2 separate regions of the Homo sapiens genome follow, and region 1 is linked to region 2. A link is a contact called in ENCODE Hi-C or POLR2A ChIA-PET data. All regions are on one chromosome and are shown on one strand. Each heading gives the region's core, a stretch centred on a gene start or an enhancer-like site at or near the end of the contact. The rest is flanking DNA. Distances are from core to core; before and after follow the strand shown. Region 1 overlaps FBXO34 (F-box protein 34). Region 2 overlaps FBXO34 (F-box protein 34).

Region 1 (4,926 bases), core at 982-3,481, 37 kb after region 2:
CCAGGGATGTTGTTTTTTTTGCCACCTGGTCAGCACTTGTCAGACTATTCCCAGTTGAATGAAAGCACAACAAAAGAGTCTTCAGAGGCCAGCCAGCTTGAAGATGCTGCTGGGGGTGACAGTGCATCTGAGGAAAAAAGTGGGTCTGCTGAGCCATTTGTACTGCCAGCCTCTTCTGTGGAAAGTACATTACCAGTGCTTGAGGCATCCAGTTGGAAGAAGCAGGTGTCGCATGACTTCCTGGAGACCAGGTTTAAAATCCAGCAGCTTTTGGAGCCTCAGCAGTACATGGCTTTTCTGCCCCACCACATTATGGTAAAAATCTTCAGGTTACTTCCCACCAAGAGTTTAGTGGCCCTTAAATGTACCTGCTGCTATTTCAAGTTTATCATTGAGTACTACAATATCAGGCCAGCAGATTCTCGCTGGGTTCGAGATCCACGCTATAGAGAGGATCCTTGCAAACAGTGCAAGAAAAAGTATGTGAAAGGGGATGTGTCCCTGTGCCGATGGCACCCCAAGCCCTATTGCCAGGCATTGCCCTATGGGCCAGGGTATTGGATGTGCTGCCACCGGTCTCAGAAAGGATTCCCTGGCTGTAAGCTGGGGCTTCATGACAATCACTGGGTTCCTGCCTGCCACAGCTTTAATCGGGCAATCCATAAGAAAGCAAAAGGGACTGAAGCTGAAGAGGAATACTAAAGTCCATGTGAGAGGCAACAAAAGGACCGGTTTCTAAAGCTGCAAAACACCTAGATACACCGTTCAAATGAGCGTAGCCCCCTGAGTCATCACTCTAGAAGAATCTGTACATCATCAGGACTGCATTGCTCAGGCATTTTCTAAACTCTAAATTTACGAGCTGTACAAAAAAATTGGTCTTGTTGTTTATAGTGGCATCTCATGTTTGAACCCGGGTGGTATCCCACAGTTGGATTCAGTTGGCTGTGAATAACTGCCTGTTTTCCTAAATCAAACCCATCCTCAAAGGATGAAGACTCACCACCATCCAGGACATTCAGAAGAGTTCACTGCAGATGCTGCAGGTAGTCCTCAAAAATGGGTTCCAGAAATGTTTTGAGCACTGGCAACATATTTGAAATAAGTGAATATTGTCCTGTGAAAAGAATAGCAGGACTTTTAGATGAAAAGTATTCTTAAAAAGAAAAGTCAGGCACCCCACCTTAGACCTCGTATGCTTGATCCTGTGAGATTGATGTTTGTGGCTGGAGGTGGATTTCATGCCCTGTGGTGTTTACAGTGTATATAATGGTTGTGTTTTCATGGGGCTATGAAAGTGCACGTTAAACCTGAGCGCCTTTACCTTTAGATGAGTGCTTTGGCCCCTCTGTGAATAGCACGATTAAAATCCAGTTGTATATAATGGACAGCTAACGGAACAATATAATCACCACAATGCAGCTAGGATAGTGTTGCGGCTATAATTTTGTGTTTTTTTTTTTTAATTGTCTAGTCTTAAATTTGTACATCTTGTATAAAATATGAATGTTTCCCAAATAAACTATGAATGTTTCCTGTATAATATATGAATGTTTCTGAGAAGAAACTCTAAATAGTTGAAAGGCTAACCTGCTCAAAGGATACCAAATAATGGTTTAACTGGACAACCTGAAAATTAGCATAGAAAACAATCCTTTGTTATATTTTAGTGATCCACAAGATTGAGAAAATATTATATAGTTAGATAATAACATTCTTGTCTACTTTATCCTGTCTGGTTACAAAATTTTTTAAAACTTAAATAAAAACATGCATCTTAAATGGAACCCAAGTTTTGCAAAGATTTTTTCTCCTGTTTTGATACAATGTTGAAGAAGGTTCTTGTGAATTGAATCATAAGAATTTTTTAAATTGTTTTGAATTGTTGGAGATAAAGTGTTTTTTTCTGCCACGGAAGAGGCCATCTTCACTTAACATTGAAGTTTAAATTTTTGCAACCTGTCAGTTCTTCCGTTTGTTGTCTGTTCACAACCATTGTATTTCCTGTTCGAGTGACGTATTATCTAGGAGATTCTTACAGCTTATCTAGGCGTCATCATTTGGGAGTCACTAAGGATCTATTCAAGCCTGTAGCTGCTTAGTGCTTGGTGGGGTTGGGAGGTGTTGGACCCCAGAAAGCTGCTGTGGGTGGAAGATCTAAAAACTAGGCTGGCTTGAAATCGAGTACCCACCAAAAAGCCTTGAGACCAGTGTCGGCTGCAGGCTGTGGAGAAGGATGGTACGTGCTCTAGGGGAGGCGCTGTGCTGGGCTGATGTGCTTGGTGACATGGTAGGCTGCAGCCTCCAGGCTCATCAGATTTGTCTGTGACACGGGATCAAGAGGAGGCTGAGAATAGCTTTTCCTTCAAGAGTGTTTTTCCTTATGACTCACCCAGGTGAGGCATGTTGGAAAATGCTTCTAAATCCTAGCTGTCCCCTTGGTTGAGGTTTCCAGTGTTTGTCCTACTCCCCTTGTATTTGCTGTAAACTGGCCATCTCAGTAGTGCCTTCTTAATTGGTTTGTTATGATTCATAATTTAGGTTTAAAGGAGATCAACATAAAGGACCTAGAGTACAGCTTGCCTGTAGACGTCAGCTATGGCTGACATTGACTATGGCTCTACACTGGCCCAGCCTGGACACTGGATAAACAACTCTCTTGGTTGGTTTTCACAGATCAGCCACTCTTGATCTGGTTTTCATGTGGGACACAAAGCTGTGACTGCGTGAGGGGTTAAAGTGACCAAGAGCAGAGGGCACAGTAAGTATGTCCCAGCCCCAGTTGGCATGCAGTACTTGGGTCCCTCAGAAATCGCCGGTTATCTGTTTTGAACTATGTGGCAGGACCTGGTTCCCGGTGCTGTCTGCATGAAAGGTGGAGGATTAGCAGGTGGCATCAGAGGACACCCCCTCCCAGGGCTTCATTTCTAGGCAAGTGTAGCTTTCCTCTTAGGTGAAAGATGCTGTTCTTCAGGGCCCCCTAGTGCCAAGCTGGTGAAAACAGCAGGCTTTTAAAATGTCTCCAGTAGTGTGCCGCACTACCTGCTTTCCTGCATTGCTGTAGGATCACAGAATTCAAGAAAGGACATGATAGTGTGTCAGTGTGGGCACCAGCACCCTAGCCTCTCCCCACTGCACCCCTGCCCCCACCAAAAAAGAGAAAACCTCCCCCCTCAGCTTTTCTTCAGGGACTCAGTACACCTGGCTTAGTTTTTTTCTCTCCTACCTCCTACTTCAAGCCCTTACTTGATCATCTGAAGCAAAAACCAGAACCAGGGAAACTAGAGGAGGAGTCAGGGAGCTGCTGCTCCTATTCCTGGAGTGGTTCACCTCTCCCCTGCCCAGTGGATGGTCCAGACCCAAGGAAGGAGTGAATTGAAAGCTAAGGAGGGGCTCAGGTAAGAGTAACATTTGCTTTTTTAGGCTCTCTTAAATGACTCCAGGTTAAAACAGACATACGAGAGGACTGTTCAAACCCTAAGCACGTTGGTGGCTCTGTGCTTAGGAGATACCTCTTTTGGAACCCAACCCTATGCCCCTGCTTGGCTGGGTGCCTTTCAGCGCCCTCTGCACATCTGCCACCACATGCCCCTCTTCTTGTCTGTCACCGTATCTTTGGCCCTCCCCATCTGTAGGTTCTGCATCGCAGATTCAACCAGCCTCAGATTTAAAATACTCAGAAAAAAACATTGTGTTTGTACTGAACATACACACTTTTTTTCTTGTCATTATTCCCTAAACAATACAAGCATAACAACTGTTTACATTAGGTATTATAAGCAATCTAGAGGTGATTTAAAGTAGATGGGAGGCTATGCATTGGTTATATGCAAATACTAAGCCATTTTCCATCAGAGACTTGAGCATCTGCAGATACCGAGGGACCACTGTGGAGCTTGCCCACCCACTGCACTCAACTCAGAGGGCATCGCCCACAGTGCCTCACACAACACACTCTGTAAAATGTGTGCATTCCTCTCGAGTGACCATTTTAATGTGAGGAGTGCCTCCAGGACCTGACTGCTCTGGGCCATACCATAATTTTCTGTTTAGTATGAGAAACCTGACAGGGAGGTAAAGGGGTCTTGGAGGACCTTGTCCTCTGGCCATAGCTGGTCTCATGGGAGCATCCTTGGTGGAAACTCCCACTGCAGCTATGTGGGGTTTGCTCGGTACCTCTCATTGTGCATCTGGTATAACCTCAGTTCTGTTAGCACCAGTAGTAGCTCCCCTAGCAGCAGGCTCTGAGCCGGTGGTTATGTTATGACCTAGAGGTTCCCTTCCTGGGCTTTGTCCAATCACCGCTTCTAACTTGGACTTGTCAGTACCTTCGTGCCAACCTTTTTGGACCAGCTTGGGGCACTGTTTTTATGTGAGTGTTCCCAGGTATTTTCCATAGCTCCGTTCCTTCTTCACTCAGCAGACTGGCTGTTTGTCCTCCTTTATCTACAGCCTGATACAAAAACATGAAATTAGCCTGCACACTGCGAGCCCTTCTTTTGTGTACACCACCGACTAAACCAATGAGAGCTGATGTTATCTAGCTGTATGTCGGGTATGCCTCGTTTAAAGGCATTCTCTACTGTGCAGTGTCTGACACTTGGGGAATCTGATTGTTTCTGGGGTTGGTTTGTTTGTTTTGAGATGGAGTCTTGCTCTGTCGCCCAGACTGGAGTGCGGTGGTGCGATCTCAGCTCACTGCAACCTCAGCCTGCTGGGTTCAAGTGATTCTTCTGCCTTAGCCTCCCGAGTAGCTGGGACTACAGGCATGCGCCACCACGTGGGCCCAGCTGATTTTTTTATTTTTTTATTTTTACTAGAGATGGGGTTTCACCATATTGGCCAGGCTGGTCTTGAACTCCTGACCTTGTGATCTGCCCACCTCAGCCTCCCAAAGTGCTGGGATTACAGGCGTGAGCCACCGTG
Region 2 (5,284 bases), core at 127-2,626:
TTGTCCTTATTTACTTTCAGGAAAGTCAGACACTTCAAGTATTCTATTATCTTCATATTCCTGAAGATGTGTTCCCATCTGGACTGGTTGCCTACTGGTTTTATGTATACCTGTTATCCTGGGACTTCCCTTTACCAGCACCTTAGAGATATTCATTACCTCTTTGTATTGGATTACCTGTTTTTTAGATTTCATGTCTTCTTTCTTGGTTTAGTCTTTCATCTTGGCAGAACAGGTTCTCCAAGTAGCTGCCTGTGAAAGGGTTTATGTAAGTTAAACTTTGAGATCCTAATAGGCTGAAAATGTCTTACTCTGTTCTTACTCTTAATCGATTGTATGGTTGGGTATAAAATTTAGCTTGAAATTTTCCTTTGGAATTTTAAAGGGAAGTTCCATTGTTTTCTAGTTTCTTCTATGCTTCCTGCATTGCTCCTGAAGACCTAAGCCATTCTGATTCCTGATTTTTCATGTTATCAGTTCTTTTCTTTGTCCCTCAGCATTAGACATTTCACAATAATGTGCCTTAATGTGGTGAGGTACTTGATGCTGAGTACTTGAGGAATCCTTTCCATCATTGTGAGTAATTATGAACCCCTGCAATCTGGCAACTACTTTTGCATTATTTTGTTGATGACTTTCTCCCCTCCTTTTTTCTTCCTTAGTTTTCTCTTGAACCTTGTTATTCAAATATTGAACATTTTGGACTGGTCTTCCAATGTTTTTCTCCTTTTCTATTGCGTTTTTCATTTCTTTGTATTTTTTTGAGCTTTTCATTTCTACTGAGAAAGCATGCTTGTGCTTGCCCTGTATCACCTTTTAGTCTTCTTTTTTTTTGGTAGCATACTGCTCTTCTTATTTGAATATTTTCTCTTATATTTCTGAAAATAATAATGATTTCTTTTTCTCCAGAGGTTTCTTCTGCCTGCATAGTCTCTATCAGGAATTGACTACATAATTTGCAGGGCTGAGTACAGGATGAACATGTAGAGTCCCTTGTTCAGCATTTGTTAAACAATTCCACTACAGGCTGGGTGCAGTGGCTCACACCTGTAATCCCAGCACTTTGGGAGGCCAAGGTAGGTCTATTGCTTGAGCTCAGGAGTTCGAGACCAGACTGGGCAAAATGGTGAAACCCTGTCTCTACAAAAATAAAAAAAAAAAAATTAGCTGGGTGTAGTGGTTCACACCTGTAATCCCAGCACTTTGGGAGGTAGAGGTGGGTGAATCCCTTGAGCTCAGGAGTTTGAGACCAGCCTGGGCAACATGGCAAAACCCTGTCTCTACCAAAAAAAAAAAAAAAAAGCCTAGCACAGTGGCACATGTCTATAGTCCCACCTACTCAGGTGGCTGAGGTGGGAGGATCACTTGAACCTGGGTGGTTGCAGTGCATTGAGCTGAGATCATGCCACTGCACTACAGCCTGGGCAACAGAGCAGGAACATCTCAAAAAAAAAAAAAGCCATAAAAGAATTTCAAGACGGCAACAGCAGAGCATTAAACCGATTTTCAGACTCAAAGTCCACGGCTCTGCATGACTGGCCAAGTCACACGCCTATAAAGTTGATCCTGCTCTCTTTTTTCCAACTTGTTTTTCTTGTTTTTATCTCTATCTTTTATGCTAGAGATGTCTAGCTGTTTGCTCATATTCAATAGTGAGATTCTAAAAAAACTGATTAGAAGCTCTGAATATGCAAGTACGGCTTATCAACTAAGCTTCACTGGGGGATGATCTGGCTGGCAAATTTAGACTGGGGAATTTTTCAGTATCTCTGTGTTTCTCCTTTTAGAATAATGGCTGATCAGATTTCCCACAGAAGTCTCTTCCAGTTTCCCCTCCCTGGAAGTCAAGGCCTTACTGTGTCAGCCTTTTGGGAAGGGGTAGAGTGGGCTCGGGTCAGTGGTGTGTTAGAGCTGGTTCATACTAGCTTATCAGAGCCAATTGTTAAATTTTCAGAAATTTTGCAAGCCAGTTGCTAAATGTAACAATTATTTAAAATTATACAAATTTGTAGTTAAATAAGTTATATAAAAAGCCAAGGTAAATGTAAAAATTAGCCAGGCGAGGTCGTGCATGCCTGTGGTCCCAGCTACTTGAGAGGCTGAGGTGGGAGAAGCCCTTGAGCCCGGGAAGGCAGAGGTTGCAGTGACCCGAGATTGTGCCACTGCACTCCAGCCTGGGTGACAGAGTGAGACCCTGTCTCAAAAAAAACAAAAACAAAAACCAAAAAACGGTAATAAATACTAAAAACTCATCACTTTCTAATTGTTTTGTTACATTTTGTTATTATGGATGCTCTCCTATTCTGTTTATATGGTGAAATACTGTATAGTAATATATACTGTGCATCTCTTCTGAACTGTGTTCAGTGACATCATTTAGTAGCTTGAAGCTGCCATGGTAAGATATTTATACCGCAGAATCAGCAAATACTACAAACAACTGCCCTCATTCTCCCCATTACCCCTTCCTTTAGCCAGCTGGTAAACATTTACCAACCCACCATGGAGTGGGATCTGGCATGCACATGTTCACTTAAACTGTCCCACCTTACATCGTGATCCCTGGTCCAGATAATCCTCTGTTTTAACCCTCTGCAAAGATTATCTTCAGCCTTGTGCAAGGGTAGGTATTTGCCTGCCTGCCTAAGAGTAAGAAAGGGAATATGGGAATTGGATTGCATTTCAGAAACATTTTCTATTAATCCCTCCTGTTTTATCTTCTACTTTTAATTTCTGAACGTTTTGTAAGAGAATGTTCCCTGATGCTTACCTTAGGGTTTGGCTTTATTGGGGGTTATCTGAGTTCTTTAACTCTTACTCATTTATTTTTCAGCTTTTAAAGTTTATGGCTATAATCTCCAGTTCTTTTTGACCTGTGAGTTTATGTCTTTACATTTCCCTAGGTCTTTGGGGAAGGATCAACAAAGAGCTATGTGTTTAGTCTACCATCCTTAACCAGAAGTCTGGGACATAATTCTTTATAAAAATAGGTAAATAACTTAAACAATTTAAGTTCTAAATAGGCATAGCCAATCCCCTGTTGGTTTGCAAGTCATATATATATATATATATATATATATATATATATATATATATATATATATATATATATATATATATATATATATATATGCAGTCAGTAACTTTTTTTTTTTTTTTTTTTTACTGATTCTGGGGTATTTTTCATTTCCTTAAAGAAGTAACCATCTATATGTGGTTGTTCAACTACATGACTTGTATTTTTTTTTTGTTTTTGTTTTTATTTTTAGAGACAGGGTCTTGCTATGTTACCCAGGGCTGGTCTCAAACTCCTGGCCTCAAGTGATCCTCTTGCCTTGTCCTCACAAAGTTTTGGGATTATAAGGCTGAGCTACTGTACTGGGCTTTATCAGTTTTTTATATTTTTTATATGGATGTATGAGGAGATAAGAAAACACACAAAATAGTTTCAGGTCATATTGTTTGGTCTTGAGAATTGGAACAATTAGTATTCCATTGTCTCTAATTCTTCAGCAATTCCAGTTGCCCATCAGTAGCTGGATCTGGTGACCTGGTCATCTCACTCGCTCTCAAGTAGGCATTTATTGCTCTGTTATCCAAGACTGGAAGATTGAGTCTTCCAGTCTTGTGACTGTCTCCATGGGATTTCATGTTATTGAGTTGGTTAGACTCTCATTGTGCTTAATTTCACACTAGGTCATCTCACAGTCCACTAAGTTCTCCTTTGTCTATTTGTTGATGGTTTTGTTGTTGATGGCCAGTGTAGAAGGGTCATAGGATATGAAGGTGGAAATTTAAGTAGGAAAATTTGCCTATTATTCCTATGGATTAAGAAGGGGGAATGTGGGTCTGTTAGGCACTTAAGAAACTCCTGGATTCCTTTATTGAGGAATGCACATATTTACACTTTTTTTAAAAGAAGATTTTTGTGGTTCAAGACAATGACAGCTGTATCTAAAAGAAATAAATACCTGTTCAAGTTTCTTTTGACACTGTACCTATCATACAGTGTACATGTGATCGATTTTTAGGTGAACCTTCTCTTTCAAAGTTGTGAAGATGGTAATTATTTTTAAAAATCCAGTATACAGAAATATCCAGTTGCCAAATTTTATTAAGCATTTATATAGAAAGGACTTCTGGCAACAACTTTTTGTTCTTCTTCTTTCCATTCTGTCCTTCTTCCCTCACTATGGTTTGTGTTTGAGTTGTTTTCAGTTTATATGATGACTCTGTATGGGTTAATGGCTGTTTTGTTTTTAATCCTTTGTAATTTTTGGTGATAACCCTGGGATTCTCTTTCCCTGAATGGGTGGCAGGAGAATTAGTCCAGGTTTTTTCATGTGATTGTATGCACAGGACCAACATTCTATATAGTGTGTGAAAGGATTTATTTTTCCTGAACTTTCTTTTTTTAGATGGAGTCTGGCTCTGTCGCCAGGCTGGAGTGCAGTGGCGCAATCTCGGCTCACTGCAAGCTCTGCCTCCCGGGTTTACGCCATTCTCCTGCCTCAGCCTCCCAAGTAGCTGGGACTATGGGTGCCCGCCACCACGCCCAGCTAATTTTTTGTATTTTTAGTAGAGACGGGGTTTCACCGTGTTAGCCAGGATGGTCTTGATCTGACCTTGTGATCTACCCACCTCAGCCTCCTAAAGTGCTAGGATTACAGGCATGAGCCACCACACCTGGCCAATTTTTCCTGAACTTTCATAGGAAACTCCTTTAAGGGTACAACTGTTAAATCACCTTGAAAGGCATATTTAACAAATCACCTTAAGTGAAAAAAAAAATGTATGCAATTGGACCGCCTCAGGTTATCCAGGTCCTTTAACTGCCATGCTTGCCATAATCTTTTCTCAAAGCAGACCTGCATCTACCTTGGCATTGCCTGAAGCGTGCATTTGAAAGAGGAAATCTACCAGCAAGGAGGGAACTCATTGGCATGGTTTGGGGAGAATTATGATAGGTTTATGATAAACTTGCTCAGGCGGTTGACTTTGTCAAGGCGACGGTGATTGTGTGCTTTGACCAGCAGCCTCAGACAAGACAAGCTCCTTTCTCAGCCTAGATGGGAAAGTGGTTAGCTGCCCAAAGCTAAATGGTAGGGTGAATTTTTTGCCAAACATATCAGCAGATTCTTTTTTCCTGTCTCTTTGCTAATACTGGGTGCTTTTAAAAAAATAAGTTTTGGCCAGGTGTGGTGGCTCACGCCTGTAATCCCAGCACTTTGGGAGGCTGAGGCGGGCAGATCACGAGGTCAGGAGATCGAGACCATCCTGGTTA

Evidence for each region. Hi-C counts contacts between places; a loop is a spot of excess contacts on that map. ChIA-PET counts read pairs that join two places held with the same protein, here RNA polymerase II (POLR2A). Pooled maps may share reads with other maps.
Region 1: a loop to region 2 is called in a map of Caco-2, with 4 times the contacts of the local background. The contact joins two enhancer-like sites. A Hi-C loop is called at or near these places in 6 of 168 maps with a recorded cell type or tissue (CD4-positive, alpha-beta memory T cell, Caco-2, Calu3 and 2 more), 2 of 37 single-sample maps with no recorded cell type and 5 of 50 pooled maps. POLR2A ChIA-PET finds 5 or more read pairs at or near these places in 8 of 52 experiments (CD4-positive, alpha-beta T cell, Caco-2, HepG2 and 5 more).

Annotation. Positions count from the first base shown.
Region 1 is chr14:55,351,825-55,356,750 of GRCh38, forward strand. It overlaps FBXO34 (F-box protein 34), which reads left to right. Exons shown (of 2, transcript NM_017943.4): 2 at 1-1,787. The coding sequence ends at 702. Among named protein-coding and RNA genes, the nearest start is that of ATG14, 58 kb to the right of the region's middle. RefSeq lists an enhancer at 2,719-2,808. Within about 2 kb of position 2,232, at least 10 of the 41 ENCODE cell types and tissues checked have a DNase peak (open chromatin) inside an H3K27ac peak, as active enhancers do.
Region 2 is chr14:55,315,280-55,320,563 of GRCh38, forward strand. The region is part of intron 1 of FBXO34 (F-box protein 34); the gene reads left to right. Among named protein-coding and RNA genes, the nearest start is that of FBXO34-AS1, 46 kb to the left of the region's middle. Within about 2 kb of position 1,377, at least 3 of the 41 ENCODE cell types and tissues checked have a DNase peak (open chromatin) inside an H3K27ac peak, as active enhancers do.